Linked DNA regions of Homo sapiens: region 2 is linked to region 1. A link is an interaction called in ENCODE POLR2A ChIA-PET data of the cell type or tissue named here. Cell type or tissue: HepG2. All regions are shown on one strand. Links, peaks and the distances in the headings refer to the core of each region. The heading gives the core; the rest is flanking DNA.

Evidence for each region. ChIA-PET counts read pairs that join two places held together with the same protein. Peaks named below come from ENCODE experiments on the same cell type or tissue, not always from the same donor. Only the 100,000 strongest peaks of a DNase experiment are listed, where the experiment ranks them.
Region 2: POLR2A ChIA-PET joins it to region 1 with 5 read pairs; 1 of 35 experiments calls an interaction of 5 or more read pairs at or near these places.

The regions. Positions count from the first base shown.
Region 1 is chr6:155,478,104-155,493,742 of GRCh38, forward strand. No RefSeq gene overlaps it. Among named protein-coding and RNA genes, the nearest start is that of NOX3, 30 kb to the left of the region's middle. In HepG2, for the core only: no CTCF peak of the experiment used is centred there; DNase peaks (open chromatin) are centred at 5,928, 8,888 and 9,858.
Region 2 is chr6:154,952,287-154,967,925 of GRCh38, forward strand. No RefSeq gene overlaps it. Among named protein-coding and RNA genes, the nearest start is that of TIAM2, 35 kb to the right of the region's middle. RefSeq lists an enhancer at 13,942-14,588. In HepG2, for the core only: no CTCF peak of the experiment used is centred there; DNase peaks (open chromatin) are centred at 8,245, 8,885, 9,635 and 10,725.

The DNA.
Region 1 (15,639 bases), core at 3,937-11,936:
ACTTCATGTCCATGAATAGGAGTATGTATAAAAGGCACTTAATTCTGAGCTATGTTTTCTATTAGAATTCTTAATATTATCTTCATGATTCTTAATCAAATTCATCTCCTTTTTCTTCTTCTTGAGACAGGGGCTCACTCTGTTACCCAGGTTGAAGTGCAGTGGTGTGATCTCAGCTCACTGCAACCTCTGCCTCTGAGGTTCAAGTGATTCTCGTGTCTCAGGCTTCTGAGTAGCTTGGATTACGGGCATGCAGTATCATGCCAGGCTAATTTTCAAATTAATCTCTTAACCTGGGTTTTGCTGTTGATTTTGTGTGTAGAATAATGTTCTCCCCATTTCCCCAGTGGCTTTCTGTGATTGTATTTCTATATGTTCTTATGGATCCTGAAAAAGGAAAAATTAATCAGAAATTAGAAATAACAAAGCCTTGATTTTGGGGGACAGCCCTAAATAAGAGTCCAAGACTCAGCTGAAAGAAGAAATGTATGGAGTAGATGGAGGAGGATGTGAATGGAGAAGTATTGAGCTGGAGAGTAATGTGAAGCTGTTGGGAGCTGGGGAGGTAGAGGGGTGTGTGAATTGATTTGAAGACCAGAGGCAGTAGCCCTTTAGTACGAAGTTCTAGGCCAGGTTTTATTTTTTATTTGAAATGTAAGAATGATTGAGCAAACACTTTATAAACGGACATGTCGTCTCCATTAAATATATTTTAAAAGCATATATAGCCTTTTAAATAGGGCCCTGTTGTTGACTTTTGGGCGCAAATGCTAGGAGGCTATTTTCTTCTTTGATGATGACATGTTAATTAAATATTCTGATTACATTACATTGTGATTACATATTCCCTTGCTTCAGTCTTTCCAAAGGCAGTGTTTTAGACGATCTTGAAGTAGTCTTTCATAAATTATCACTTAATAAAAGAAAAGAAGCGTAGCCAATTATAATTAAGTGTTCAAGAGCTAACAATTTTTTTCTCTTTTCAAAAATAAGTGCTAGGAAATTTGTGCAGCCTTGTATTCTGAAAGGCTAAAAAAAAAACCCTATAGCAACTGAAAAACAATATTGTTAAACAAATGAGGTGCAAAATTTGATTTACCTTAATATTGTTACAGTCTGGTGGGGGAAATCCACAATATTCTTCATCCTGTCACTTACAAATTAAAAAAGTATCCATTGTTTATTCCTTCCTATAATGCCGTGGCTATTGGTGCAACCACAGGTGTGGTGATTGATCTAAGCTCTTCAATGTTAAGGAGCATGTGAGCATTTGTTGCACACATGCACTGATACGAATTGGCTCTGAGTCCCCACCCAAACTGCATCTCGAATTGTAATCTGCACTTGTGGAGGGAGGGAGGCGATTGGATCATGGGGGTGGGTTTCCCTCATGCTGTTCTGGTGGTAGTGAGTGAGTTCTCATGAGATCTGACGGTTTTATAAGAGTCTGGAATTTCCCCTGCTTGCACTTAAGGTCCTTGCTTCCTCTTCACCTTCTACCATGATTGCAAGTTTCCTGATGCCTCCCCAGCCATGTGGAACTGTGAGTCAAATAAACCTTTTTTTCTCTATAAATTGCCCAGTCTTGAGTATATCTTTATAGCAATGTGAAAATGAACTAATACATGCACATATATGCTAACATATTTATGTCTACTCCTTGAGGACAGGCACTATTTGTATGTATGCATGCTCCCAAGTGCATGCCCAAGGACATGAATTTTGGTTACAATAAATTACAATTCAGGGCGGCTGGTGATACTCTTCTGCTCACCTGTCTTCAATAATTTACAAACTTTCATTTATGTTTGAATTTAGGGTGCTTTATTATGCAGCTAATTTATGAGAAGATGTTAAACTGTTGGTAATTGCTCTAGTAAATCATTATTTAGGTTTATGTCATTGTGTCCATTCAGTTTGGGGTCACTTAAGAAGGTAGGATAGAAGTGCCATTCAGGTTCAGGGTTAGTTTAAGCAAAATTAATTTTCTGACTAGTGGTTTATCTGGATTATGCTGGATTGCTAATTAAATTTCAGGAGTATATAGTTAGCCAAGTAAATGATGTTAGCCAAGAATAATTTTGGAAATTTACAACAGGATACTCCTGAATATTCTAGTAAAAATGACAATGTAGTTAGTTTTGTGTTGTTAGTTAGTCTTAAATCTTTATGTGTGGCATTTTCTTTTGTTTGAATAACCACAGGGCTTGATTATTTGGTTATTCTGTATTGCCAGCCATAATGCTTTTGTGGTGGGATTGATAATTTAAAGGTGGGAGACAGCATAGTTAGGCACACAGTCAGCTGGAGTCCACAGCTTGGCTTCTTGTGAATCCTGGCTCTAAGTTTAGCTGGCTAAATTCAGCTAAAGTATGAATCTTCCCAGACCTCAGTTTCCATAGCTGGGATAGAGGGGATAATTACAATACATATCTTACAGGTTGACTATGAGGATACACTGAAATGGTATACAACAATCCCTGGGCGTAGTGCAGCAGAGGTACATAAAACACATTAATTATTGTGACTGAAAACTCCTCTCATGTGAAGGAAACCAGAATAATCACTCCAAAACATGCCACTTGGACATAAGGATTATTTTGAGCTGAAGGAAATCCAGAAAAAGCAGATATAAGAGCTTCTTTCTCTCCCCTTATTTGCCTAAAAGCAGGACATAAATTTTCAAAGTTGTCTTTTCTCTCTTCTCTACCAGGAAGGACAAGAGTTAATCACCAGTGACAACTTATCTGCCTGAAGTTGACACCAGAGGAATCTATGTAATAAACTCTACTAACTAGTCCTTATCTACCATTAGTTTCTCATACATTTACCAGCCCACATGTGCTGCCATTGGAAGCCTAAAACCACTTTCCTTTGTCTTATCATTTCCCTACAAACTTACTGTTCTTTGTTGAAGATGCTGCATAAGCCACCGTTCCAAGCCACATCTTTGCTCATTCCCAGAGTTTCTCCCACACATATATGAGATATACATGTTAATAAGCATCTCTTTGTTTTTCTCTTGTGAATCTCTCTTTGTTATAGGGGCCCCAGGTGAGAACTTAGAAGGGTTGAAGGAAAGATCTTTTTCCTCCTCTATACATACAACAGAAACCCCCATGTTTCCTTGGTGAGATGGCCAGGAGGCTTGGTGGTGGAGTCCTTCCCTGCAGCCTATGGCAAGAATCCTCAAACCCGGCTGCAAATTTGAATCACTTTTGAAGTTTTTGAAAAATGTAAAGATGCCGGGTAGACTTAAAAATTCATCAGATCAGAATTTCTGGCATTTGGCTAGGATGTCTCTTTCTTAAAGCATCTTGAAGTGATTTTAATGAGCAGCCAGTGTCGAAAGCTACTAGCAAATAAAGACATTCCTTTAAAGAAAACTAAATTTTTGGCTGTGACTTTTGGAGATGCAGGGGTGGGGGTGGGATATGTATGTCTTTCAATTCACTGAGAAGCACCTAGAAAAATAACCTATAATCCCTGCTTTCATTTCCTCACTTACCATTCTCTTTCAAGTGACTGCAGTTGTTTCCACCCCTGCCATGGCACACTTCATAGATGGCTTTCTAGTTACAGAATCTATTGACCTGTGGGGTTGATCACTCTCTTTTTTGCTTCCTCCTCCCTTGACTTTAATGGCAGCTTCATCTGGTTCCCATTCAGTTTCTCTAAATTGTTCCTTATCAGTTTCCTTCATGGACTCTCCTGCCTTTGTCTGTCCCTTAAATGTTGGGGTTCCAAAGGTTTTATTCTAGACTCTTTTTTTGTCTTATGCTACGTGTTCTCCATCAGTAATCTCAGCCATGCCCATGGATCACTCGCATGCTGATATTCCTGAATATTCTAGTAGAAATGACAATATAATAGTGATTTCCGAACTGGAAATTGAGTTCACATGATGATGAGTCCAAATCTCAATTTCTAGTCCAGAACTTCACCTTGAGCACTAGCTTTTGAATTACCAAGTTTATTGTTGTCATTATTGTTGTTGTGTATCTGGGATAGTTCCTAAAGGGGCTTACTTATTTGTTTTGGATTAAGTGAATCTACCAATAGACAAATGGTCACAAAGCTAATATCAGACCAAACAGTTTGGGTTTGATCTTAGAGGCAATTAAAAATCATTGATAAATTTTAAAGCAGCAGACTGAAATGATTATAGATGTATTTTTGGAAAGATAACTCGAACCAGAGTTTAAGAGATGGATAATAGGTGAGACAGATCATAAAGAGACAAGATAAAAATATGGCAAAGCTAATATTTATTGAGTTTGAAGGGGACTAAAATATTCTACCCCCAAAATATGTCATTTTGGCATAAGGATCATTTCGAGCACTTATTTTGCTGCAACTGAAGGAATAGCAGACACAGGAAAGGCTCTAAGAACATAAATATGTATGGAACTAAATATTTTTTTCCCCTCTTGTTAATATGTCTTTCATCAGTTTAATTTGCCAGCCACCAGTAACTGAACCTAAGAGGGTAGAGGAAAAAAAGTTTTTCTTCTCCTATCATTTCATACTATTTTCCAGGCACTGAGGTATGGACTTTACATGCATTGTCTCACTTAATGCACACACTAGCCTGCGAGAAAGGTTTTATTATCATGCCCCATTCGCTAGGAGGAAGACTGAGGATTAGAGAGATTTAGTAACTTGCATGGAGTCACAAAGCAGGTTAATACTGGAGCACTAATGCCAGGAAGAAATTGTGAAGCCTTGAACTAAAGGTTTGGGTGGTAGAGGAGGGAAAGGAAAAACGAATTCAAAGGTTAAAGGAACAGAACTTGGCATCATAAAGGATGGGGCGACAGTGAGGCTAGGGGATTGATATGGTGGTGGTTCAGGAGCTCGAGGTTGCCAAGGCTCGGGGGTTGATATGGTGGTTCAGGAGCTCGAGGTTGCCAAGGCTCAGGGGTTGATATGGTGGTTCAGGAGCTCGAGGTTGCCATCCTGAGCACGTCCATTCATCTTGGTAGGTTTAACAACTGAAAGCTTTGGCCCCACTCAATTATCTGCTTCTAGATAGAACTCATCATTTTACATAAGTTTCCATTGACATTTAGGGACTTACTGTTCCCTGCCTCCACCTTGAAATTATCACTGTTTTCTTCCATCTGTTCACATTATGTAAATTGTGTCAATGCTTCAAGACCTGTATTTCAAGTATTATCTCTTCCATGAAACCTTTCTTCTAATTTTAGTCAATACAGACTCTCTCTCTATTCCTTAGGATGTATTATATACATCCAAAAATTTAGGCAGGTGATCCCAAGTTGTAGCTCATACTGTTTAAGTACATAAACTTCAGAACTGGAAAGACTATTGGCTCAAGTTGTTACCTGTTGACTTGGGCAATGCTATGTTTGGAATGTTTATGTCTCCCCCAGATTTGTATGTTAAAATTCACCACAAAGTGATGGTATTAGGAGGTGGAGACTTTAGAAGGTAATTAGATCACAGAGGTAGAGCCTGAACCCTCATGCATGGGATTAATGCCCTTACAAAGGAGACCCTAGAGAGGCCCCTTCCTCCTTCTGCCAGGTGAAGTTGGAGTAAGAAGACGACTGTTTGTAAGGAAGTGGACCCTCACCAGATTCCGAATCTGTTGGCATGTGACCTTGGACTTCCCTGCCTCCAGACCTGTGAGAAATACATTTCTGTTGTCCATAAGCTACTCCATTTATGGTATTTTGTTATAGTCCTGAGTGGACTAACACAGGCAAGGTAACTAACTGCTTTGAGCTGAGCTTTTCTTAGCTGTGCAATGGACTATCAATGACAATGAGTATGAAGTATAGTGAACTTTAAATAAAGTGGATAAAATGCTTAGCACCTTGCCTGACACAGCACTTTCTAAATGTTGGCTACTACCACCTTTCTTATGAAATGCTGATGTGTATCTCAGTGTTCTCATAGTGTTCTGCTTTGTACTTGCATGCTTTGGCTTCCCAGGAACAATGTAATTATCTCAAGGGCAGGGAAAGTGCTCAGCACATCTGGCAAATGACTGAACACTCAATAAGTGCTGAATGAACGGATGATTGCACAACTTCTTTTGCATTTCATTCAGGGGCTAGCATAATATTGGACTCATACTAGACACTTAATAAACACTACTTGAGTGTTTTAAAATTATTATTAAAAAAACAATGATGAGCATGATCTTATGCCTGATTAACCTAATTGAATGGAACTCCAAATATATTGTAACCAAAGGAATTTTCTCTAAGTTTCATAGCAGCAGAACATTCTGCTGATGCTGATGCCTTTTCTTGGTATCATTACCATCAGTGTGAATATCTTCATCTAGAAATTGATATTTCTTTCATATGTTTGCCTTTGTTAGAACTTGAAGGATGGAGTTCCTTGGTTTGTCAAGAGGATGTAACAGAATTCCTCCCTTCCTCTCTCCCTCTGATTCCTGCTTCTGTCTCTCCCTTTTGTCCTTTCTTCTCCATTTCACAAATGTATAGCACAGGTCTACCATGTGCAAAGCACTGTACCAGCACTGAGGACCCAAAGAAGAACATGAAGATTAAAAGGAGCAAGATACAATCACCAGCTCAAGAAGCTTATAATTTGGGGTAGGGCACAGACCAGTAAATAGACAATTACAGAGCAATATAATAGAAGAAAACACAGTGTTATGAGGCAAACATAAGGACCACTAACTGAAGATTCATTACATCATTTTCTGTCATCCTAGATGTATTCAAGATGTAATTCTCTTAGAGTATTAAGTTAATGTAAAAAACGCATCATTGTGACCTTCAATCTAGAAGATGTAGGGCAAAATTAGGCTGGAGCATCTTTTTCTCCTGTGACATTATACATCTGATTTCACTGAAATATGGTACACAATTACTGGAAACGAGTGCCTGTAAAAGTCCATAAAACCAAGTGACTTTTCAAGATATAACAAAGGTAAAAGGCTACTGGCATCACTGTCTATGAATCATCTCATTATCAATATTCTAGACTTTGAAGTGAAATAATAAAAAGTTTACTTAAAGCAACAGCATCAAATAATTAAGCAATTCTTTCGTATTTAATACTAATATTTCAGAAACAGGACTCCAGAGTATTTCCAGATGTGCATATGCTGATTGATTTTTAGGTTTATCATCCTTCATTTTATAACAGAAATGATTTCTTATACATTGATAGAACGTAGTGTGATTGTAGTGACATTTTTCACCTTGACATTAACTGAAAACATGGTGTAAATGGAAAATTATAGAGGTAGCAAGGCAAAGGTTACAACACGTGTGAAAACATTTTTGTTTATTTGTATGCTGTATTTCATTATCTGCTGTGTTTACTTCTTTTTTAATGTGTTAATTCATATCATTAAGTAAATGTCTCCACATATTCATAAATGTATCCCATATTCCTAATGCTAGAGAATATCACCAATGTATCTGACTTATTACAAGTCAACAGCTACGTATGTATTTGTGCTGCCACCCCTGTGACAAACTATAAACTTGGTATTATTACAGTAGCCATTTATGGAAAATGGAATAATTATGCCGCTGCTTTAAATTATAGGCAGAGTTCTCACTGGAACCATAAACTGCTAATAAGGGTTACATCCATTAAGCGTTAATCAGGCTTTTCTTTCTGCAGTGAGTTGGCATTTCCGTATCTATAAATTTATTTACATAAGAAATTGAAAGCAATCGATGAAGGCTACTGGAACAAGGACCTTCAAATCTCATGAAGTTGTTATCTGCATCATTGAAGATGGCATGGTCCTAAATCTGCTCCCAGTGAGGCTCTTAATGAGTTGTCCTTGGACCCTGACCTGGCCTCACGATCAGTGAAACCAACTTGGTTTTCTGTTACTTTATGCTATTTTCTGAGTCAGATTTGCTAGGTTCCTATTTTGATCTGGCTTGGCGAGCCAATTAAGGGCAGCAGAATCTAGCTGAGACAGTATGCCTTAGCCCTTTAGATCACAGAGGTCAATGGTAAGGGCTCTGGAGTCACATTGCCAGGGATCAGAACCTAATCTATCACTTGCTAGTAATATCATCTTGAGCAAGTTCTCTCTGAACTTCTCTTTCTTCAACACTAGAGCAATAATTGAATCCACCTTTTAGTTTTGTGCAGAGGATAAAGTTGAGAAAGTGTGTGTATATACATGACACTTGACAAGGGCCTAGAACACAGTAAGTGCTCAACAAATGTCAGCTATTGCGAGACTCACACTTTTCAATTGTTAAGATCGATATAAACATGTCAATTAGGTTTGTCCTCTCAGATCCTTATTCTGGTGATCTTAGTCACTTTCTTAGACTAGTGTGAAAATGTATACATCTAATAGAGTAATTGGTGGTAGACATGTAATAGCTCTGAATAGCGTTAGCAAAATGACACAGATATTCCTTTTCAAATTTTAACAAAGTATTCACAATAATTGCCCTGTAGGTGAAAACAAGAGACAAAGGTTAGAAAACATCGCTTTCAAAACAGCAGTTTCAAGGTTAGAGATGCAGTAAAAACTAGTCCTATGAACCGCCAATAAAAATGAAACAATGAACATAGGAAATATAAAGTAGCTAGTATTCTTTGTAATGGACACAAAAAATTGAGTTTTACCTAGTTTCGTTTTGTAAAATATCAACATTAGATTCCTCTGTATTGATCATGGGGTCCTTCCCATTTTCATTCAAGGTTGGCAAATAATTTCATGTATACAAAACTGCTTTGGTTTTCTAAGGTCATAGACATGGATACGGTCTGGTGGAGAGAACATTAGAGTAGAAGAGAGCAGCCCTGCATTCTTACCTAATCTTTTCCTCTAAATAGCTATGTGATAATCTACTGACCCACTCAGGTTGCCCAATGTACAATAAAGGTGCTAGAGTAAATTCTCTTTGAAGGTCCCGTCTATCTCTGATGTTCTGTAAGCAAGGAAATTATTAGGATGTCAATACAGATTTGCAGTTGCAAAAAACCCTTATCTATTTAAGGTCCAAGCCTCTCTTTGGTGGTGTAATGGTGTGTGTTTACACTGACTTGTTCTTGTTCTCACATTTGCAGCATGGCTTATGGCAGAGGAGTTGGGGAAAACCGTCACACTAGAAATATTCAAAATTACAGTCTATTTAAAATAATTAAACAATAGCTCTGTATTGCGCTATTGTGTTTGCATTTAGAATAGAATAGCTATTTAATCTGTATAACAATTTGAAACTAATGATGGTTAAATCACCTAATACTGCTTGATACCAATACAAATTAATATGAAGTTTAACTCCATTTGTAGGAACCTTAGTGTCTCAAGGCACTTGTATTAGATCTCCTCTAGAAAATGATTTAAAAACATTCTGACATCAAATCCTTCTTGACTTTGGGGACTGAATTTCAAAGTACAAGTATTTTCATTATATTGGATCATAAATCTCCTCCATAGGAAGTGTTGTTTCCTTAGATTCTAGCTTTTGGCTTATGCTTCTAAAAACAATTATACTAATAAAAATGTCTAAGCAGAGAAGAGGCCAGAGGAGCAAGTATATTAGAAGCCAGAACAGGACTTTTTGTTTTTTTTTGTGACAGACAGAGAGGAATAGACAGACACCTCTTTGGCATTCAGCATTATAAAACACAAGATTAATGCAGTTCTCAATAAGAAGGCTAAGTGCATAAAATAAAAGAGATGACCATTATCCATCTCAGTGGATATGCCTCCAACTTACGAATCCCAACAATACATAAAAAATACATGATGTTATTAGGTGGTGGAAGCTGGCAATATATTGTCCATAACTTATTTATATAAGGCTGTCCGGAGTAGCAGTGTTTAACTCTGCTGGGTACGCAGATAGGAGGTGGGGCTTGAGTCGTTGTTTGCTAAGTCAGAGGGTAATCCATAAATACTCCTTGAAAAGAGATGAAACTTGGGACTTCTTAACCTGTCTGTCATTATATCCTGGACCAATTCTCAGTTTTCTTACAAGCTTATACTGAGCTGACAAAACAAGAATTGTCTAATCGTTTTGTCTAAATTTTGTACTCAGTTGTTTACCTCACTGATAGGTTTATTATTAATTAATTATTTTTTGAGAAGGGTATCACTCCCATTGCTCAGGCTGGAGTGCAGTGGTGTGATCTCGGCTCACTGCAGCCTCTACCTCCCAGGCTCAAGTGATCCTCCCAACTCAGCCACCTGAGCAGCTAGGACCACAGGTGCACACCGCTACACCGGGCTAATTTTTTGTATTTTTTGTAGAGGCAGGGTTTCAGCATGTTGGCCAGGCTGGTCTCTAACTGCTGAGCTCAAGCAATCCACCCTCATTGGCCTCCCAAAGTGCTGGGATTACAGGCATGTAATCCGCCCTTATTGGCCTCCCGAAGTGCTGGGATTACAGGCATGAGCCACCATGCCAGGCCTCATAGATAGATTTATTAATTGAACAAATGTCACCAAAATTAGGAACTGGTGGTTGAAGTCGATCATAGAGCTATCTGAAAGGACTGCTGCTGTCTCTGTAGCTAAGATAGTGGAGCCGATTTGGGACTTCCCCAGGAGTAGGTATGGTTGGGATATCAGTAGTCTCAACAGAGGGAGGTTGTATGCCATTTGGGAGGGTCCATTGGCATTGATAAGAAAGGTAAAGGAAACAAAGTTCAGCCACAGGGAATCCTGAATCTAGATGTTTAGGGATCTTAGAGCCCTGACAGAGACAGCACACAGTCAGACTAAGGTCACTCATGGGAGGTGTATTCTTTGGACAGTTAGGAGAATTCATGGTGATGTCTACTATTTTCTGTCTCTCCATTCTGAACATTGTATTTCCATGACTACCTCTGAAGTTTTGTCTACATGTAAACTACTTTCACTCCAAAAACAAAAAACAATTTCTGGTTTTAAAGATTTTAACAAAAAAAGATTTTAATTTTTATTTAAGTAGTCATAATAATGAGTGGATAAGGCCCCCAAAATGCCCATAAAAATTGCTAAATGTTTCTGCAAAAAGTACTCCATCCAGAGCTGCTTCTCACCGTTCATCCCTTCACTGTCTCTTTTTGTGGGGACTAAAAGTTTCCCATTAGTACATAACAGACAGTCATTAAACTTTAAACGTGAACACACTCTCCCAATCTATTTGGTAGGAATAGCACATGTCTTTTCAGGTCATCAATTTACAGGGAAGTTAGATCATCTTTTTTCTGGGATACTGTGCAATTGATTTCTCAAAGGTCACCAATGAACTCCTCCAAGTGAATTGAATTTAAAATTTAGCTTAGCCTTAAAGGGCATTGCAGTTCAATGGTCTAAATCAGGGATTAACAATTAAATGCCTGTTTTTCTGGCATACTGGTGACATGAGAGATTTCATGGATGTCCAGGGTCAGCAAGGGGTACCAACTTTTGCTTCTGGTTATGTGTATATTTTTTGCACATGATGTGAGATATATCTGTAGCTTTAAAAATAAATATATCTGGAGAATTTTAAGAGTATTGGACTTTATAATTTAATATGATTTATTCTACTTAGTTAACTAGAACCCCATTTGCCTGCTGAGTTGAGTTGCACCAGGGTGGCAATCTTAACCAGTAGTACTTGTTAGGATCTATTTATGAATCCGCAGGTGTAACCTCCATGCTGGGACATTCTGATTTTTTAGAGCTCTGGATAGTATATTTTGACAAAGTTCTCTGGTGATTACAATAAACAATAGTGTCATACACCTATGTGTGTATATGTATGTACATATATTTATACACATAGATAAATACGTATTTTTCACTTTACAATGTACTGCAGAAATCTTACAACATCAGTGCACATGGTAAGCTCATTCTTTTTAATGGCTGCACTGACTCATTAACTTGATGAACATTTTAAGAGCATGTTTCTTTACCTCTCTGTGCCTAATAAATTTTTCATCTGTAAAGTGGGGGTAATAGCAATACGTACCTTATAAGGTTGTTGTGAGGATTCAATGTATTCATGTACGCAAAAGACTCAGAAATAGATCTAGAAGCTAATAGGCATTATACAAATTTTTGATAAGATTATTGTCATCATTATTATTTTTACCCACAATCTAACATTACTCCTAAGAGATATTAAAATGCACAGACAGAGTTTGTTGTGTCTTCAGGTAGTGGCAATTACATGAGAATTTGGATAATTTTTTTCAAACTTTTCTATCAGCTGCAATCCAATTGTAAGTGGATTCGAGAATGAAGTAGGTAGAGTGTGAAGTTCCCTAGGAAGCAGGAGAACTTAGTTCTTACTTTAATCTGCCACTGGAAGTATGCAACTTTGGACAAGTCATATATAAATTCTGAGACTAAAACTCTCCATGTCCGAAACGAGGGTGTTGGAAAAAATGGTCTCTAAAGTATCAATAGCTTTAACTCCCAGTTAGTGTTGTGGAAACAAAGAGAAGACAAATATAAAGTTTTTCCCAGGGTGTAGGCTTTAAGATGGAGGACACCTTGGTGTTTTCTTCAGAACTGAAGTAGCAATGTCTAGAGTTGCCTTTTTCTCTTAGTAGGCACTCAGGAAAATTCTGTCAAAGGAATGTTAAAAAAAAAAGATACTCAAAATGCAAAGTGAATATCAGGTACACAATGGGTCTTCATACCTTTTTATTTTTAACTGATTATATGAGTTTCCAGAAATCTTTCTAGGAATTAGACCTAAATGCCTATCTTATCTTTGAAAAAAAAATTTAAATAGATTTGATTTTATTGTTAGCACATCAACACATATCTATTTCTATTGCTATATTAACAGACTGTAACTGAATCACGTCGACAGTTGCAAAATACTCTGTCTGGGTTACTTTATTAAACTAAAAGAATGGAAGATGCATAAAAAATTCCATTTATACTTGGTGTGTACTAAGTGAGCATCATGGAAAAGTCTAGTTCCTCTTAGGGAAACCACTTAAATGTAGTAGTCAGTTGGAAGGAACTATTGGACTATTATTTAGAGCAATCCTTTCACACTGATCAATGAAGATGAATTTTTGTAGAGTAGCACAATCAGATGTAGCTACATTATGCTTTCATAACATTAGCATTTGTTATATGATTGGAGAAGAGCCCAGAGATCTTGGAAGGTGAAAGGATGGGCCCCTTGAATCTGTTAGTGCTACTTCCACTTGCCCATTCAAAGTGACTGCTTCCAGAGATCCTATGGCATGTTATGCATCCTTGTGCTTTGAGGCCACTGAAATAGTATTAATTTTTTCATGCTGGAGTATGGATTTTTAAAATGCCAAGTTTCATTTAATTATATGGTGAAACCAAACCACACTTCTTCTTAATCAGAAATATTGTGAGGGCAAAGTAGGGAAACCCAATGAATTATAATAAATAATAGTGAGTTTTCCTATAAAACTTACTGAAAGATGCAACAGGTCAACCAATCTATGAACCTCTGGAGGGTAACAAGACAGTAAACTTGACATTGCACAGTATTTGACATACTGTGGTATTTGACATACAGTGAATCATTATTTACATTTTATCCAAAAACATTTACCTGAGAAAAGGTCATGACGTTAAATTTGGAGACATTTACAGCAATTGCCAAATGTTTACTATCTACATGAATGTCATGCTTCTCAGTCAAAAGCAGGTTGATGTGCTAAATGTCAATTATTTCAACTTGTTTGATGGTAGCACAGATTGCCAAGCAACATAAAAAGAGGTTTAATAAATATTATATACACTACTAACCATTAATCTTGCGTAGCAGAGGCTCGAGTTTTACATATAGAGGATTTATGACAAGCAACAGCTCAGGACATTAACGCTCAATTATTACAGTCCTGGATGGTGGCACTACCATTAGCTCCTGGAAGATCACCTTGTTTCTTCTGCTTCTGCTGCCACTTTGGAGGAGGCATCAGAGAGAATGGAATTATTTCAGGAAATAGCACTGTGATTTTTTTTGTGTGTGTTTTCCAGTCCTTTTTAGAATTAGCAGCAAAGGAGGATTACCCAGAGTTATGTTGGTGGGAAATTGAATTGTTCCATTTTTCTAACTGATTATAAGGCATTGTGATACTCTGCAAGAACTCCAAAGACTTCAAGAGAACAGCATACAAATGTTAAGTGGGATACAATAGCACCAATGGAATAAAAAGTGGTGAGGGAGCCAGCAGCAAGGGAAATGTGAATAGTTTCTAGCATGGTTTATCAGCACTAAAACTTGATGAAGGCAAGTATGAACTTTTTTCCTTTTCTTCTAATCGCCACATATGTACATAACAATGGACTCAGTGATATAACCACAAAACTCCCTTGAATTAAGTGATCAAGGTCAATATTCTGAAAAGAGCTAAAATGAACATGCACATATGCCATTTAGTCTTTCTTGATTTCTTTTCATTGGCATCTGAGTCTGAGAATAAACTCAGGTTACTGGCCAATGTTTGATGCTATCTGATAAGCACTTATTGAGCACTACTGGATGCAAGACATGGTACTAGGCTCTGCTATAGGAGAGCATGTAGTCAGGGAGGAAGATGGTAAAACAGTGCAAGTTAGACCATGTACCTATCACAAGAAAGGAAAAAACACAATTCCCCAAGGGTTTAGGAGGAGAAATCATGAGCAGTAGCAAATAAATCTTCATGGAAGCATTCGTGCTAAAGGCGGGTAGGGCACGCTCACATGGAAGCAAGTGTGGAAGAACTCTCAGGCTGGCAGGACACCAGGAGCTGGTGTGAAAAGGGTTGCATCACTGCAGGTGGGCACAATGGTTAGCTTTGCCAAAGTCAGAGGATTTGTGAAGAGAGTGTGGGATGTCAGCCTAAAAATGTAGGATTAAGGTGGCTGGTGAAGAATCTGGAGCACCAGGTAAGTTTGGTTTTTATTCTGGAAGCAAATAGAGTCACTGGAACTCTGAGCAGACCAGAGCTTGCTTGGTGATGTGGTTTGGCTGTGTCCCCACCCAGAGCTCCTATTTAATTGTATTAAATAGCTCCCATAATCCCCAGGTGTCGTAGAAGGGACTGGTGGGAGGTAATTGAATCAGGGGGGCAGGTTTTTCCCATGCTGTACTCATGATAGTGAATAAATCTCATAAGATCTGATGGTTTTATAAAGCGCAGTTCCCCTGCACATGCTCTCTTGCCTGCCACCATGTAAGATGTGACTTTGCTCCTCCTTCGCCTTCCACCATGCTTGTGAGGCCTCCTCTCTGTGAGTCCATTAAACCTCTTTTCTTTACAAATTACCCAGTCTTGGGTATTTCTTCATAGTAGTATGAAAATGGACTAACACACTTGGCAAAGATTAATCTGGGGTGGGGTGTGGATGGGGGGAGGAGGGTCAGGAGAGTGAAAATGGCATTCTGAAAAGAAGAGAAAAAGGGAGACTCAGAGGGGTTGGAATCAGGGCAAGAGGGGCAAGGAGACACACAGTCTTATTTTTAATGGTACATTGGCAAAGACAATCACAAGAAGCAGTGGCATTTCCTTCCTGGGAGATCCTTAACCTCTCACCAGTCAAGGGAGGTTTAAGTGTCCTTCCTTGATAGAAAGACAACTGAGCTAGTGGATCTCTCCATCCTTACAATAAAGGGATTTCTAAAAATGAGTGCAAAAATTTAGTCAGGAGTTTTCTTCCCTTGACTATGTGAGTAATCACAGAAG
Region 2 (15,639 bases), core at 4,770-12,769, 520 kb before region 1:
TAGGAGGGCACCTCTTTCAGCCCTCCAACCTCTAGAGCCAACTTTGACCCTTCCATATCCTTCTTCCCCTGGAAAGGGACACCAAGTTCTGCTTTTCCTTGAAAATCCTTTAGATTTGCCTCTAGTCTCTGTCCTTGTGACCTCTGGCAATAGCTTCTGCTCTGGGCTCCCGCTCCAGTGCCCCATTTCTGGACTTCAACACAATTTGTTTTCTTTTCTTTTCCTTTTTTTTGAGACCAAGTCTCACTCTGTCACCCAGGCTGGAGTGCAGTGGTGCGATCTCGGCTCACTGCAACCTCCGCCTCCTAGGTTTAAGGGATTCTCCTGCCTCAGCCTGGGACTACAGGCTTGTGCCACCACGCCCGGCTCATTTTTGTATCTTTTAGTGGAGATGGGGTTTCACCATATTGGCCAGGCTGGTCTTGAACTCCTGACCTCGTGATCCACCCACCTCAGCCTCCCAAAGTGCTGGGATTACAGGCATGAGCCACCACACCCACCACATCACCCTCTGCTCAAAAACCTTAAGTGGCTCCTTCTGGCCCAGGATGGGTCAAGTCCAGGTTCTAAATCCCCATGTAACCTGGCACCAACCTACCCATGTCCAACCATATTTCCCACACCCTCCCCAGACATTCATGGAACAGCTCTTCAAGGCACTGGCCCAGGTTCTAGGGGAATCAAGGAGGAGGAAGCCTGGTCTTCTCCTTCAAGACCTTTTCAGTGAGGTGGAAGCTGGAGGTGGGGCATGTAGCTAGGCACAGGAACTCTAATGACGATGTAAGTGGCATTGTCACAGGCAGGTCATGTGACACGGGAGCACAGAGAAGAGTACCATTAGGTCAGACATATCATACATGTGGCTTGTGACATCCTATCAACATGAAACATAGCTGTGTTTCTTAAGCCATTTTGTTCACAACACAGCCAATGAATTCTTGTGACAATGTACCAAATTATTCAAAACAAATTTTTTAGTAAAATAATAAAACTACTTTTCTCAAAACAGTTTGATTTATTTTCTTTTTTCTTTTTTCTTTTTTTTTGAGATGGAGTCTCACTTTGTCACCCAGGTTGGAGTGCAGTGGTGCGATCTCAGCTCACTGCAATCTGCCTCCCAGGTTCAAGCGATTCTCTTGCCTCAGCCACCCGAGTAGCTGGGATTACAGGCACACACCACCATGCCTGGCTAATTTTTGTATTTTTAATACGGATGGGGTTTCACCATGCTGGCCAGGCTGGTCTCAAACTCCTGGCCTCAGGTGATCCACCAAAGTGCTGGGATTACAGGCATGAGCCACCGCACCCAGCCTCAAAACAGTTTGATTTTTGAGGAAAGAGTGCCTCCTTTTCATTAATTTGCGGGGGTGGGGGGTAACAATTTGCCTGAATTTCTATATTTTTGAAAAAGCTCTTTTAAAACATCTTGTTAGATGGGGCACCATGACTCATGCCTGTAATCGCAACACTTTGGGAGGCCAACGCCGGAGGGCTGCTTGAGCTCAGGAGTTCAAGACCAGCCTGGGCAACAAAGCAAGACCTTGTCTCTGCTAAAAATAAGAAAAATTAGCTGGGCGTGACGGTGCGTGCCTGTGGTCCCAGCTACTTGGAGGCTGAGGGTGGGAGGATCGCTTGAGCCCAGGAGATCGAGGTTGGAGTGAGCTATGATAGCGCCACTGCACTCCACAGTGGGCAACAGAGCAAGATTCTGTCTTAAAAAACAAACAGAAAAAAAACGCCACAAAAACACTTCTTGTTAGGATAGATGTGGTGGCTCCTGCCTATAATCACAGCACTTTGGGAGGCCAAGGTTAGAGGATCGTGTGAAGTCAAGAGTTTGAGACCAGTCTGGACAACACAGCAAAACCCCCAACTATACCAAAAACAAAAAACAACCCCAGAACCAAAACTTCTTGTTATTGGTAAAAGTACTGAATTTTTATATGAACATGAAAGTTAAATGCCTGACTGATATGAAAATGGTCTTGTCAAATGCATGAAAAAGGAGCGGTTGTCTTCAGGTGAGATGAGAGTCATAGTTTTGGAGTCTTTCTGTAACGTGCTCTCATTTTAAGAGTTCCACTCAGCTGCTTCCTGTACAACCCTCCACAGAGAAATTCCATATGAAACCTCTGTGAACCGAGGCTGCCGTGTGAATCTCTCCCATCAGGAGAACTCCACTTCTGTGCAGTTTTCCAGCCTGTGCCTGTGGTCTTGCATTCCTGAGACTTTGTTGTGGATAAGAAGAAAAATTCTGTGGCCTTGAAACTGTGTCTGGATGGTTCCTCCATCTATTAGTTTCTCATTACATTAGTGGCTGCCCCGGGATCCAAGATAAACCATTTTCCCATGCCTGGTGAGAGACTGTAGCACAGACGCTTGATGTTTTATTGCCATGTTATTAGAACCAGCCTCCTAATTTGCACTGGAAAATTTGAGAGGGTAAACATATGGGCATATGTCTTCATGTGTGCCAAACTCACACTGTGGGCGCGCATGCGGTACACACACACGTTCCTTTTGTTACCTCTTTGAACTCTGAATGAGATTTTGTGAGTGTGCACCTGGGGTAGACCCCTTAGTATTAGGTACAAACCCCACAGCAGCCCGCCTGGGTTTTCTCCCTCACCTGAGCATCTGAGCCCAGGGAGAATAAGCAGGTAAGTGCCAGCCCCTTCCTGCCGAGGCGTGCAAACTCGCCTGCAACCCCTACTCCATAGCCACACACGCACTCACAGACTTAAGGGTTTGCAGAGCACATTGAGGCTTCCCTCAAAGCGCATTGAGCATCCGCATGGAGAGATCAAGGATGGGAAGGGTGCTGGGAGCAGTCGCTCATGCCTGTTATCCCAGCACTTTGGGAGGTTGAGGTGGGAAGATCACTTGAGCCCAGGAATTAAAGACCAGCCTGGGCAGCATGACAAAACCCATCTATACAAAAAATACAAAAATTAGTCGGGTGTGGCAGTGCATGCCTGTAGTCCTAGCTACTTGGGAGGTTGAGATGGGAGGATCAGTTGAGCCTGGGGAGGTTGAGGCAGCAGTGAGCCATGGTTACACCACTGCACTCCAGCCTGGATGGGTGACAGAGCAAGAACTGGTCTCAAAAAAAAAAAAAAAAAAAAAAGGGAAAGAGCTGCCTTGAGTAATTCCCAAACGGCATTCTCTCCTTCGTTTTTTTAATGTTTTGTTTTGTTTTTAAATGGAGTTTCGCTCTTGTCACCCAGGCTGGAGTGCAATGGTGTGATCTTGGCTCACTGCAACCTCTGCCTCCCAGGTTCAAGTGATTCTCCTGCCTGAGCCTCCCGGGTAGCTGGGATTACAGACATGCACCACCATGCCCAGCTAATACTGTATTTTTAGTGGAGGCGGGGTTTCTCCAGGTTGGTCAGGCTGGTTTCAAACTCCCAACCTCAGGTGATCCGCCTGCATTGGCCTCCCAAAGTGCTGGGATTACAGGTGTGAGCTGCCGTGCCTGGCCTCTCTCCTTCGTCTTTGCACTTTACTCTCCCTCTTCTCCCTTTGACAAGACATATTTCCATGAAGCCCTATTTCTTATGGCTCCTTTCTTCTTTTGTTGTTGTTGAGACAGGGTCTCGCTCTGTCACCCAAGCTGGAGTGCAGTCGTGAGATCTTGGCTCACTGCAGCCTCAGCTTCCCAAGTGGCTGAGACTACAGACATGAGCCACCATGCCTGGATAATTTTTTATTTTTTTTTAGAGATGGAGTCTTGCTATGTTGCCCAGGCTGGTCTTGAACTCTTGGGCTGAAGTTATCCTCCTGCCTCAGCCTCCCAAAGTATTGGGATTATAGGCATGGGCCACCATGCCCAGCTCTCCTATCTTTCTTTGTCATCACCTTTTCTCCCCGGCAGAGCTCCAGCCTCAGGTATCCCTCTTGTGGATGCTCCTGTTTTTCCATGGGTCCATGTTGTGATTATGCTGAGCCAACCACACTATGTCTCCCTCCTCATAACCCAAGGCACAGGCAAGTCTGTAGGACCATCTGGCAGGAGAGAGCCAAGGCCTGGACAAGCAGCCAGCCGTGGGCCCCATCTTGGCTCACTGCAACCTCCCACCTCCTGAGTACAAGTGATTCTCCTGCCTCAGCTTCCCGAGTAGCTGGGACTATAGGCTCTTGCTACCATGCCTGGCTAATTTTTGTATTTTTAGTAGAGATGGGGTTTCGCCATGTTGGCCAGTCTCGTCTTGAACTCCTGACCTCAGGTGATCCACCGGCCTCGGCCTCCCAAAGTACTGGGATTACAGGCCTGAGCCACAACACTCGGCCCCATCATTACTTTATTCTTACCAGCTGCACTCACTGGTACTAGCAGTTCATGATTTGCCTGAGTCAATAATGATATCACAACATCAGATTCCACTGATCAAAAAAGGACCTCGTCAGTCTAGCACTCAGTGGCAAAAAAAAAATGTTTAAGTTATTATTGCAGAAAATCTGGAGCCTTGCCAGTGAATAAGATTTTTAAAGGATGTGCAAAAAATCTAGCAAAAGAGGCGTGAATGACCAGGGATGGATATGAGAGGAGATTTAGGGCGCAGTAGCCTAAAATGTGCCTCTGCTTGCAGAGATGCAAAAGAGGGTAAATGAGACTTTTAAAGCTGATTTAGACAGAGGAAAAGGGGAATGGGTGGTAATGAGACCCCTGCTGGAGGTATCACACGTGCCTGGGCAGCCGCGGAGGAAGACTCATGAAGGGAGTTGAAGGAGCAAAGCACCAGAACCCTTCCAGCCCTGAGAGTCTGTGAGTCTATGAGGCCCATGGGTGTCCAAGGATGTGAACTGTTATGATAGTTCTAGAAATGGAAAGAACAGCTACTGAATAATTATCAGTAATTATTGCTTTTCACCTAAAATGTGTAATGCAGCTTCCAAAATTACTGACTTGGCTGAGCACAGTGGCTCGCACGTGTAATCCCAGCACTTTAGGAGGCTGAGTTGGGCAGGTCACTTGAGCTTAGGAGTTTGAGACCAGCCTGGGCATCATAGTGGGAACTTGTCTCTACAAAAAATACAAAAATTAGCCAAGCATGGTGGCACGTACCTGTAGTCCCAGCTGCTTGGAAAGCTGAGGCGGGAGGATCTTATAAACCCAAGAGGCAGAGACTACAGTGAGCCGTGATCGTGCCACTGCATTCCAGCCTAGGTGACAGAGCGAGACCCTATCTGAAAAAAAAAAAAAAAGAAAGAAACAACAAAAAAAACACCCAACCAAACAAACAAATTCCTGATTTTATTCCTAGGATATAGGTTATTCTCTGGGAGAATCTGGTTAGTTCAGTGCACTCCATCGTTAGCAGACGATAATATTCTGCACTTAAATCACTCCTTTCATCTGTAGCTCTCAAATAATTTTATAAGCATTAATTAGTTCTCACATCTGGCTTTGAACCTATTTTCCCACTTGTCAAATGCATAATAAACAATTTCGTACCTGGGTAAAGCCAAAATACTGGAGTGGTGTCTCCCAGGTTTCCAGAGACCCATCAGAAGAGTCAAAAACCTTGGTCACTTCTGCAGACATCTCACCTGAGAGGGACCAGATGTCCAACTGCTTGTGGATGAGAGTCTGATACTGATGGCAAATAATTAACACTTCTTCCTACCACTTATTTCTATTCAGATCTTCTGACATTAAAGTATCAAATAGGATATGATATTTGGGAAAAGTTTTCAGACTTCTAATCATGTATGGATTTGAGAATTAAGTATTCCTTTCTGCCTTTATAAAATTAGAGCTCTTCTTATATTATTATTATTATTATTAGATTAAGTCTCACTCTGTCGCCCAGGCTGGAGGGCAGTGGCGTGATCTCGGCTCACTGCACCCTCCGCCTCCCGGGTTCAAGCAATTCTTCTGCCTCAGCCTCCTGAGTGGGTAGGATTACAGGTGCATGCCACCACACCCGGTTAACTTTTTATATTTTTCGTAGAGACGGGGTTTCATCATGTTGGCCAGGCTGGTCTTTAACTCCTGACCTCGTGATCCACCTGCCTCAGCCTCCCAAAATGCTGGGATTACGGGCATGAGCCACCGCACCTGGCCCAAGCTCTTGTATATTCTCTACTACATAAACTCACAGACCAAACCTGAGCCATCTGGAGGGTTCTGGGACAGGACGGGGCACTTTATGGCCTCACCATTTCCCACACTGTGTCCCACTGCCCTAGCCACAGCTACCACTTACCACTGTTAAAATAGTAATGGGGAATTCCTCTGGGGTCCCAGATGAAAGAAAAAGCTTCACATTACACCCTTCCACCCCTACAGTTCTGACTTTGACACTGACATTTTAATAGTTGAAAACTAAACACGACCTTGTACCTTCATTTCCTCTCCACTTGTTCCCTTCTTAACCCCCTGCGGTCCAGCCTCCACACTCTTCCCTCTGCTGAAGCCGTTTATGAAAAGTCTTCAGTGACTTTCTCGTGGAATTCCAAGAGGCGTCTCTCGGGATCATTCCCTCTGAGCTCCTTCATCCTGCTGCCCACCCTGTCCCCTTGAAGGTCTCTCTTCCCTCGACCTCTGGGATGCTGAATTTCCCATTTTTTCTTTCACCTCTCTGACATTTTCCCTTCTGGTTTGGAGGGCCCTCCACAGGGGTCATTGGTCCTGGGGTCTCCGACCTGTCTTGTGGGATCAACTCCCGCCATCCTCATCTCTGACAGGGGTAGGGATATCCCTCCTGATTTCCCAGATGAAATGCCCGAGAGATGGGGTTCATACCACGCTTCCTTCCATTTCCTGCACCCCCGGGCTCACGGAGTTTCTTTTTCCTCTCGTAGCTCTCACCCCTTCACCGGCTAGCATTGTTAGTTCAGGCCCCTACATGCAGAGTATTTTCCCCCAGACTATTCTGTTCATGAACATTAACTAAATATGTTTGCATGTGCTCCCCCAGTTTTTAAAGTTTATTTGAGAGATATTCCACTCTCCCAATTTTTGATTGTTTACATATTATATATATATATATATTTTTTTTTTTTTGAGACGGAATCTAGTTCTATCACCTAGGCTGGAGTGCGGTGGCATGATCTCAGCTCACTGCAACCTCCGCCTCCTGGGTTCAAGCAATTATCCGGCCTCAGCCTCCTGAGTAGCTGGGACTACAAGCACACACCACCACGCCCAGCTAATTTGTTTGTTTGTTTGTTTGTATTTTTAGTAGAGACAGGGTTTCACCATGTTGGCCAGGCTGGTCTCGAACTCCTGACCTCAAGTGATCTGCCCACCTCGGCCCCCAAAAGTGCTGGGATTACAGGCGTGAGCCACCATACCCAGCCTCACATACGCTTTCTCTTAAACTAATGTGTTCATTTATTAGGTTGCTCCAAGAGTAATTGCAGTTTTTACCATTGAAAGTAATGGCAAAAATGGCAATCACTTTTACATCCACCTAATAAATATGTAAAATAGAAACTCAAAAAGTTGAGATTTTTAAAAGTAAAAACAAATCAAAATTCTTTTTTTTTTTTTTTTTTGAGACCGAGCCTCTCTCTGTCACCAAGGCTAGAGTACAGTGGTGCAAACTCAGCTCACTGCAACCTCCGCCTCCGAGGCTCAGGTGATTCTCCTGCCTCAGCCTCCGAGTAGCTGGGGCTACAGGCTCATGCCACCACACCTGGCTAATTTTTGTATTTTTAGTAGAGATAGGGTTTTACCATGTTGGCCAGGCTGGTCTCGAACTCCTGACCTGAAGTGATCTGCCCACCTCGGCCTCCCAAAGTGCTGGGATTAGAGGCATGAGCCACCACACCTGGCCCAAATCAAAATTCTGATATCTTCTTCTCATATCCCAGTGGGTGACCTTAAGCAGAGCTGAGAGGGCCCCCCCATCAGCGAGCCCAGGGACCCAGAGGTCAGCAGCATCCCGAAGGCTTTGTCCACTGCCAGGCTGGCGCTCCTCCTTCCTACAGAGCCCAGCCTCTGTGCTCATCCCTATAAAACACTGGCTTCTTCTCCTCCCTTCTTCTGAGACCTCTGGTCTCCGGGCTTTCCAGTAGAGAACAGGCAGTCCCAGCTGACCTTCAGGGAGCTCCACATCCCATCATGACTTCTGTTCCAGCCTTTGCTCCCTTCAATGCCCCGCCTGTCCTCTCCAGGTCCTGGGCCTCTGCCTGGCTCAGGGTGAGCCTAGGTCACCTCCGTCCCACCTTCCCTGTTCACGCCATCACGTTGCTGTCTCCTTCCTCACAGCTCTGTCCAATCTTTTGGCACCTGGCCACCCGCTGTTACTTGACACTCTCACTCATGCCATCTAATCGCTTCACTGGATTCCGATCTCCAAGAGCACACAGTCCAGGTTTCTTCTGCATAGACTTTGAACCTGTCCTCTGTCCCTGCAGTGCTCCTCAGTCCCCCTCTCAGGACAGCACCATCATCAGAGCGGCCTGAGCCCTCTTGGTGGTTGTGTTTGGACAGAGACAGCTGTGGGGGCCACGGAAGCTCTGACACAGTCTGATGTGCTGATCACACGTATACAGGTGGACTTCACACGTTTGTGGCAGGCAGCTTAACACTGCTAAATTCTTAAACCTACTCAAGCTCAGCTTCTTGCAAATACTATTTCCCAGAAGTTGGTAATATATTCTCCTAAAGATTTAATAGAAGAAAAGTTGGCTGCTTATTGAAAAGTATGCTTTTGACTGCCAACTCGGATTATTTTAAATTAATGTTAATGCATGCAAGATTTACTCGCAAAGCATCCATCTCTTTAGTGCCCGATGGGGCTCAGGGCATGTGTGTAAATCATTCAGATGACAATTTCCTGGATTGAGTGCTTGGCATTTACCTACCACAGATCAATGCGCTTATTCACAGATGGCAGCATGGGGACACTGAGGATGATTGGAGATGTTGGACACTCAGGAGCAGAATGACTCTGAAACAGTCAAGAGGCAGCAAGCCTGGAGCTTCTTCCAAATCTTCTTGAATTCTCCTTTGAAACTCACCAGCAAATGCTGACCTGGGAATTTGAAAACAGCACACTAAAATGGAGATATCAACTCACTTCCTGGACTTTAATCTTTATGGCTCTGTGGCTGGAGTGCAGCCATCCAGTTCTTCAAGGTGCTTCCACGGGACCATATTGTTACTGGGGTGAATAACCTTTGAGACCCCTTAACAGAAACACACTCTCGTTTGTGAAATGAATGGTTGCAGATTGCAAGTGAATTTCTAGGTATACTTCAGGAGGGGATTATCCAAGAAATTGAGTTGTTTAATTTTTTTTCCTTTTTTTTTTTTTTTGAGACAGAGTTTCGTTCTTTTCGCCCAGGCTGGAGTGCAATGGCACCATCTCGGCTCACTGCAACCTCTGCCTCCCAGGTTCAAGTGATTCTCCTACCTCAGCCTCCTGAGTAGCTGGGATTACAGGTGTTAGCCACCATGCCTGGCCAAGTTTTGTATTTTTAGTAGAGACGGGGTTTCACCATGTTTGTCAGGCTGGTCTTGAACTCCTGACCTCAGGTGATCTGCCTGCCTTGGCCTCCCAAAGTGCTGGGATTATAGGCATGAGCCACCGTGCCTGGCCTGAGTTGTTTAATATTTAAACTACATGTTTTTCTTGTGGTAAACTCGTCAGACTTGGTGAATGTTATAATTGTGTTCAGAGTCCAAAAGTCATTCCATAGCATATATTTCAAGTATAATGATGGCTCAATGTCCTGAACCAAGATTATCTTGGTGGCTGAGGCTAATACCTGATACTGTGGGTGGCAGGTCACACTCTCTGCAGGTTCCCATCGGGTCGGGTGATGCTTTTCAGATTAACGGTTAAGTGCAGCTATCTTAGCGAGGGTTCATTATTGAAGTTTCTATTTGTTTCTTTATGCTTTTTAAAATAACTTACCTGCATCTCTTACATTGATTGCAAAGGGCCAAGTTTGAGACAGTGACAGACTTGAGAGAAGACCAAAGCTATCCACAGAAAGCTTTGCTAGCTAAATATTTGTTTGAGATTGTCGATCCTGTTATTCTTACAAGAGGCCCACAGAAAAAGGAAGAAAGAAGGAAAGAAAAGGAAGAAAGGAGGGAGGGCAGGGTAGAAGGAGAGAGGGAGGAAGAAAGAAAGAAGGCCGGGCGCGGTAGCTCACGCCTGTAATCCCAGCACTTTGGGAGGCTGAGGTGGGCGGATCACGAGGTCAGGAGTTCGAGACCAGCCTGGCCAACATGGTGAAACCCCGTCTCTACTAAAAATACAAAACTTAGCCAGGCGTGGTGGCGCACGCCTGTAATTCCAGTTACTCGGAAGGCTGAGGCAGGAGAATTGCTTGAACTTGGGAGGTGGAGGTTGCAGTGAGCCGAGATGAAGCCATTGCACTCCAGCTTGGGCAACACAGCAAGACTCTGACTCAAAACAAACAAACAAACAAACAAAAAAACCACACAAAACGAAAGAAAGAAAGAGAGAGGAAGAACGGAAAGAAAGAAAGAGGAGAAAGGAAGGGAAGAAAAGTCAGTCTCCCAGAAAATCCCATCTGTTTTCTAGCGGCTTCTCTAAGCAAGGCTTAGCTCAGCACAACTTTCCCTTCCAGCCCCCGCCTCCCACTGTGGCCATTGGCAGGGGCTGTTGGGATCACCACAGAGGGCACATGGGGAAGGTGGTGCAAGTGCTGGCCTTCTTGTTTCTCCTAGACTTTTGCTAAGGCCTGTGTGGGGAATACCCCTGTTGGTTGCCAAGCTAAGCATTTTCATAGGCTGAGTCACATAGACAGAGCTTTACTTTGTGAATACAAAACAGGGAAATAAAGGAACAAAACACCAATCCTGAAGGGCAATGACATGATCATTGCTAAGTGCCATTGAATGAACTCAGGATAACTCTCAACCTCACTCTTCTGTGGTTCTGTTTTGCATATGTATAATGTGAACTTCTAATGAGTTGGTTAATATTATTCCCTCCTCCCTGTTTTCTTTAAACCCTGCTTTGAAGCATAATGGTGTAAACCAGTAAGAAGTTTGGAAAGCCTGTGCTTGTCATTGGAGTTTAATTAAAATACACTAAGCCTTGCAGAAACTTGTGGTTTCGAGTAATGGAAAATTGGGAATTCAGAAGTATAGACTGATCCTAGGCAGAAGGGCCAAATTTTCTCTAAAGCATTGGACTTCTTGCCTTCCATTTCTGTGTAGACAATGTAGTTGACTCATTCTTAAACATACAAATGATCACTTTTCCAATAAAGGATTGATCAATGTTATAATGGCAAGAATTTGACATTTACCTCCACAGAAGCATTATCCAAATGTTCACACTATTTCATATTTCTTTGTATTGAATTCATTTATAAACATATTTATCCTAGACCGATTATGCGCAAAGCAAGTGCAGGTGCTAGGGATACAGTTATGGCAAAACTAGACCAACTGCAACCTCCGCCTCCTGGGTTCAAGTGATTCCCCTGCCTCAGCCTCCCAAGTAGCTGGGACTACAGGCACATGCCACCACACCCAGATAATTTTTTGTATTTTTAGTAGAGAGAGAGTTTCACTGTGTTAGCCAGTATGGTCTCGATCTCCTGACCTCGTGATCCGCCCGCCTCAGCCTCCCAAAGTGCTGGGATTACAGGCGTGAGCCACCACCCCCAGCCCTTATTTTATTTATTTATTTATTTAGTTTGAGATAAGTCTCACTCTGTCACCCAGGCTGGAGTGCAGTGGCCCAATCTCCGCTCACTGCAACCTCCGCTGCCCAGGTTCAAGCAATTCACCCGCCTCAGCCTTCTGAGTAGCTGGGATTACAGGCGCGCACCACTACACCCTGCTAATTTTTTATTTTTAGTAGAAATGGGGTTTTGACATGTTGTTCTCCAACTCCTGACCTCAAGTGATCCACCTGCCTCAGCCTCCCAAAGTGCTGGAATTGCAGGCGTGAGCCACCGCGCCCAGCCTCTAGTGTCATGTTAAGAGTATGGCATTTAGCTTGGTCTTGAGAAGTGAACTTGACTTTAACAAAGCATGAAATGGTTAAGAAAAATAAATGATTTGAATACAGCACTTGTCACCTGCATGCCATTATTTATAATCATGTATATGTTATTCTAATAGCGACGATGCAGAAGGATTCTTCAAAGCATGATACACACATGATACTGACACGTGTCAGACTTCATTTCAGCAGCTCCGCCTGTCCGTCAGTGGTGCTCTCCATCCTGTTCCTGGGAGGTGGGTCTGAGTGGAGGAGAGACGCTTTGAGACCCTGTTTCTCAATGTTCAGTTTCGCATCCAAATCACCTGGATGTGTTTGTCAAAATTCAGATTCTTTACCCTTGCTTCAGATCCACAGAATTAGAATCTCAGGAGGTGGGGCCAGAAATATGCATTTTCTGTTTGTTTGAGACAAAGTCTCGCTCTGTCACCCAGACTAGAGTGCAGTGGCGCAATCTAGGCTCACTGCAACCTCTGCCTCCTGGGTTTAAGCGATTTTTATGCCTCAGCATCCTGAGTAGCTGGGATTACACACGCCCGCCACCACACCCAGCCAGAATTATGCATTTTTAACAAGCATTCTGGCTGGGCACGGTGGCTCACACCTGTAATCCCAGCACTTTGGGAGGCCGAGGCAGGCGGATCACTTGAGGTCAGTGGTTCGAGACCAGCCTGGCTAATATGGTGAAACCCCGTCTCTACTAAAAATACAAAAATTAGCTGGGCATGGTGGCGGATGCCTGTAATCCCAGCTACTTGGAAGGCTGAGGCAGAAGAATCGCTTGAACCCAAGAGGCAGAGGTTGCAGTGAGCCGAGATTGTGCCACTGTACTCCAGCCTGGCTGACAGAGTAAGACTCTGTCAAAAAAAAAAAAAAAAAAAAGACATAAGGAAGAGAAACAGCATAGAAAGCCTGTCTCACACCTAGGTGTAGCGAAGGGAGGCCTTCCAATACTAACTAAAGTTCTCGCCATATAAAACAAGCGCAGAGTCTGATGAGCTCTTCTTTGGGGAAAAAATGTCTGCATCATTTTTATGGAGATTCATCTTCAACTCTTAACTAAAAATCCTCTCAAATCATGTGACATGAACAATTGTTTGGCAAAGCAACCTTATGTTAGAGCTCTTTCCTGAATACAAATTTGATCCCAAAGATAAATCCAAATGCTAAAATCCAAGATATAGGTAGAAGCTGACACATCCAGGTAATCCCTTTAAAATATTTAAGCCATATCAATGGGACAAGAAGAAGTTTTGAAAATACAATAACCCTTTCATTAATTTTGTTATTAAAAACCCTCCAGTATGATTAGGGGAAAAATTAGTTTGAAATGTTCTTTTTAAAAATTTTATTTTATTTTTTTATTTTTTTATTATTTATTTTTATTGATCATTCTTGGGTGTTTCTCACAGAGGGGGATTTGGCAGGGTCATAGGACAATAGTGGAGGGAAGGTCAGCAGATAAACAAGTGAACAAAGGTCTCTGGTTTTCCTAGGCAGAGGACCCTGCGGCCTTCCACAGTGTTTGTGTCCCTGGGTACTTGAGATTAGGGAGTGGTGATGACTCTTAGCAAGCATGCTGCCTTCAAGCATCTGTTTAACAAAGCACATCTTGCACCGCCCTTAATCCATTTAACCCTGAGTGGACACAGCACATGTTTCAGAGAGCACCGGGTTGGGGGTAAGGTCATAGATCAACAGGATCCCAAGGCAGAAGAATTTTTCTTAGTACAGAACAAAATGAAAAGTCTCCCATGTCTACTTCTTTCTACACAGACACAGCAGCCATCCGCTTTCTCAATCTTTTCCCCACCTTTCCCCCTTTTCTATTCCACAAAACCGCCATTGTCATCATGGCCCGTTCTCAATGAGCTGTTGGGTACACCTCCCAGACGGGGTGGTGGCCGGGCAGAGGGGCTCCTCACTTCCCAGTAGGGGCGGCCGGGCAGAGGCACCCCTCACCTCCCAGACGGGGCGGCTGGCCGGGCGGGGGGCTGGCCCCCTCCACCTCCCTCCCGGACGGGGCGGCTGGCCTGGCGGGGAGCTGGACCCCCCACCTCCCTCCCGGACGGGGCGGCTGGCCTGGTGGGGGCTGACCCCCACCTCCCTCCCGGACGGGGCGGCTGCCGGGCGGAGGGGCTCCTCACTTCTCAGACGGGGCGGCTGCCAGGTGGAGGGGCTCCTCACTTCTCAGACGGGGCGGCTGCCGGGTGGAGGGGCTCCTCACTTCTCAGACGGGGCGGCTGCCGGGCAGAGGGGCTCCTCACTTCTCAGACGGGGCGGCTGCCGGGCGGAGGGTCTCCTCACTTCTCAGACGGGGTGGCCGGGCAGAGACGCTCCTCACCTCCCCAACGGGGTTGCGGCCGGGCAGAGGCGCTCCTCACATCGCAGACGGGGCGACGGGGCAGAGGCGCTTCCCACATCTCAGACGATGGGCGGCCAGGCAGAGACGCTCCTCACTTCCTAGATGGGATGGTGGCCGGGAAGAGGCGCTCCTCACTTTCCAGACTGGGCAGCCAGGCATAGGGTTTCCTCACATCCCAGACGATGGGCAGCCGGGCAGAGACGCTCCTCACTTCCTAGATGTGATGGTGGCCGGGAAGAGGCGCTCCTCACTTCCTAGATGGGATGGCGGCCGGGCAGAGACGCTCCTCACTTTCCAGACTGGGCAGCCAGGCAGAGGGGCTCCTGAAGTCCCAGACGATGGGCGGCCAGGCAGAGACACTCCTCACTTCCCAGACGGGGTGGCGGCCAGGCAGAGGCTGCACTCTTGGCACTTTGGGAGGCCAAGGCAGGCGGCTGGGAGGTGGAGGTTGTAGCGAGCCAAGATCACGCCACTGCACTCCAGCCTGGGCACCATTGAGCACTGAGTGAACCAGACTCCGTCTGCAATCCCGGCACCTCGGGAGGCCGAGGCTGGCGGATCACTCGCGGTTAGGAGCTGGAGACCAGCTCGGCCAACACAGCGGAACCCCGTCTCCACCAAAAAAATACGAAAACCAGTCAGGCGTGGCGGCGCGCTCCTGCAATCGCAGGCACTGGGCAGGCTGAGGCAGGAGAATCAGGCAGGGAGGTTGCAGTGAGCTGAGATGGCAGCAGTATAGTCCAGCTTCGGCTCGGCATGAGAGGGAGACCGTGGAAAGAGAGGGAGAGGGAGACCGTGGGGAGAGAGAGGGAGAGGGGGAGGGGGAGGGGGAGGGCAAAAATTTTATTTTTTATTTAAAAAAATATTTTGTAGAGACGAAGGCTGGGTGCGGTGGCTCATGCCTGTAATCCCAGCACTTTGGGAGGCCAAGGCAGCCTGATCACTTGAGGTCAGGAGTTCGAAACCAGCCTGGCCAACATGGTGAAACCCTGTCTCTACTAAAAAGAGTACAAAAATTAGCTGGGCATGGTGGTGCGTGCCTGTAAGTCTAGCTACAGGGGAGGCTGAGGCAGGAGAGTCGCTTGAGTCCAGGAGGCGGAGGTTGCAGTGAGCTGAGATCACACCACTGCACTCCAGCCTGGACGACAGAGTGAGACTCCATCTCGGAAAAAAAATTGCAGAAACGAGGTCTCTCTATGTTGCCTAGGCTGGTCTCAAACTCTTGGGCTCAAGTAGTCCTTCTGCCTAGTCTTCCCAAAGTGTTGGCATTACAAGTGTGAGCCACTGAGCACAGCCTGAAATATTCTTTGGGTAAAATTTGCCTTT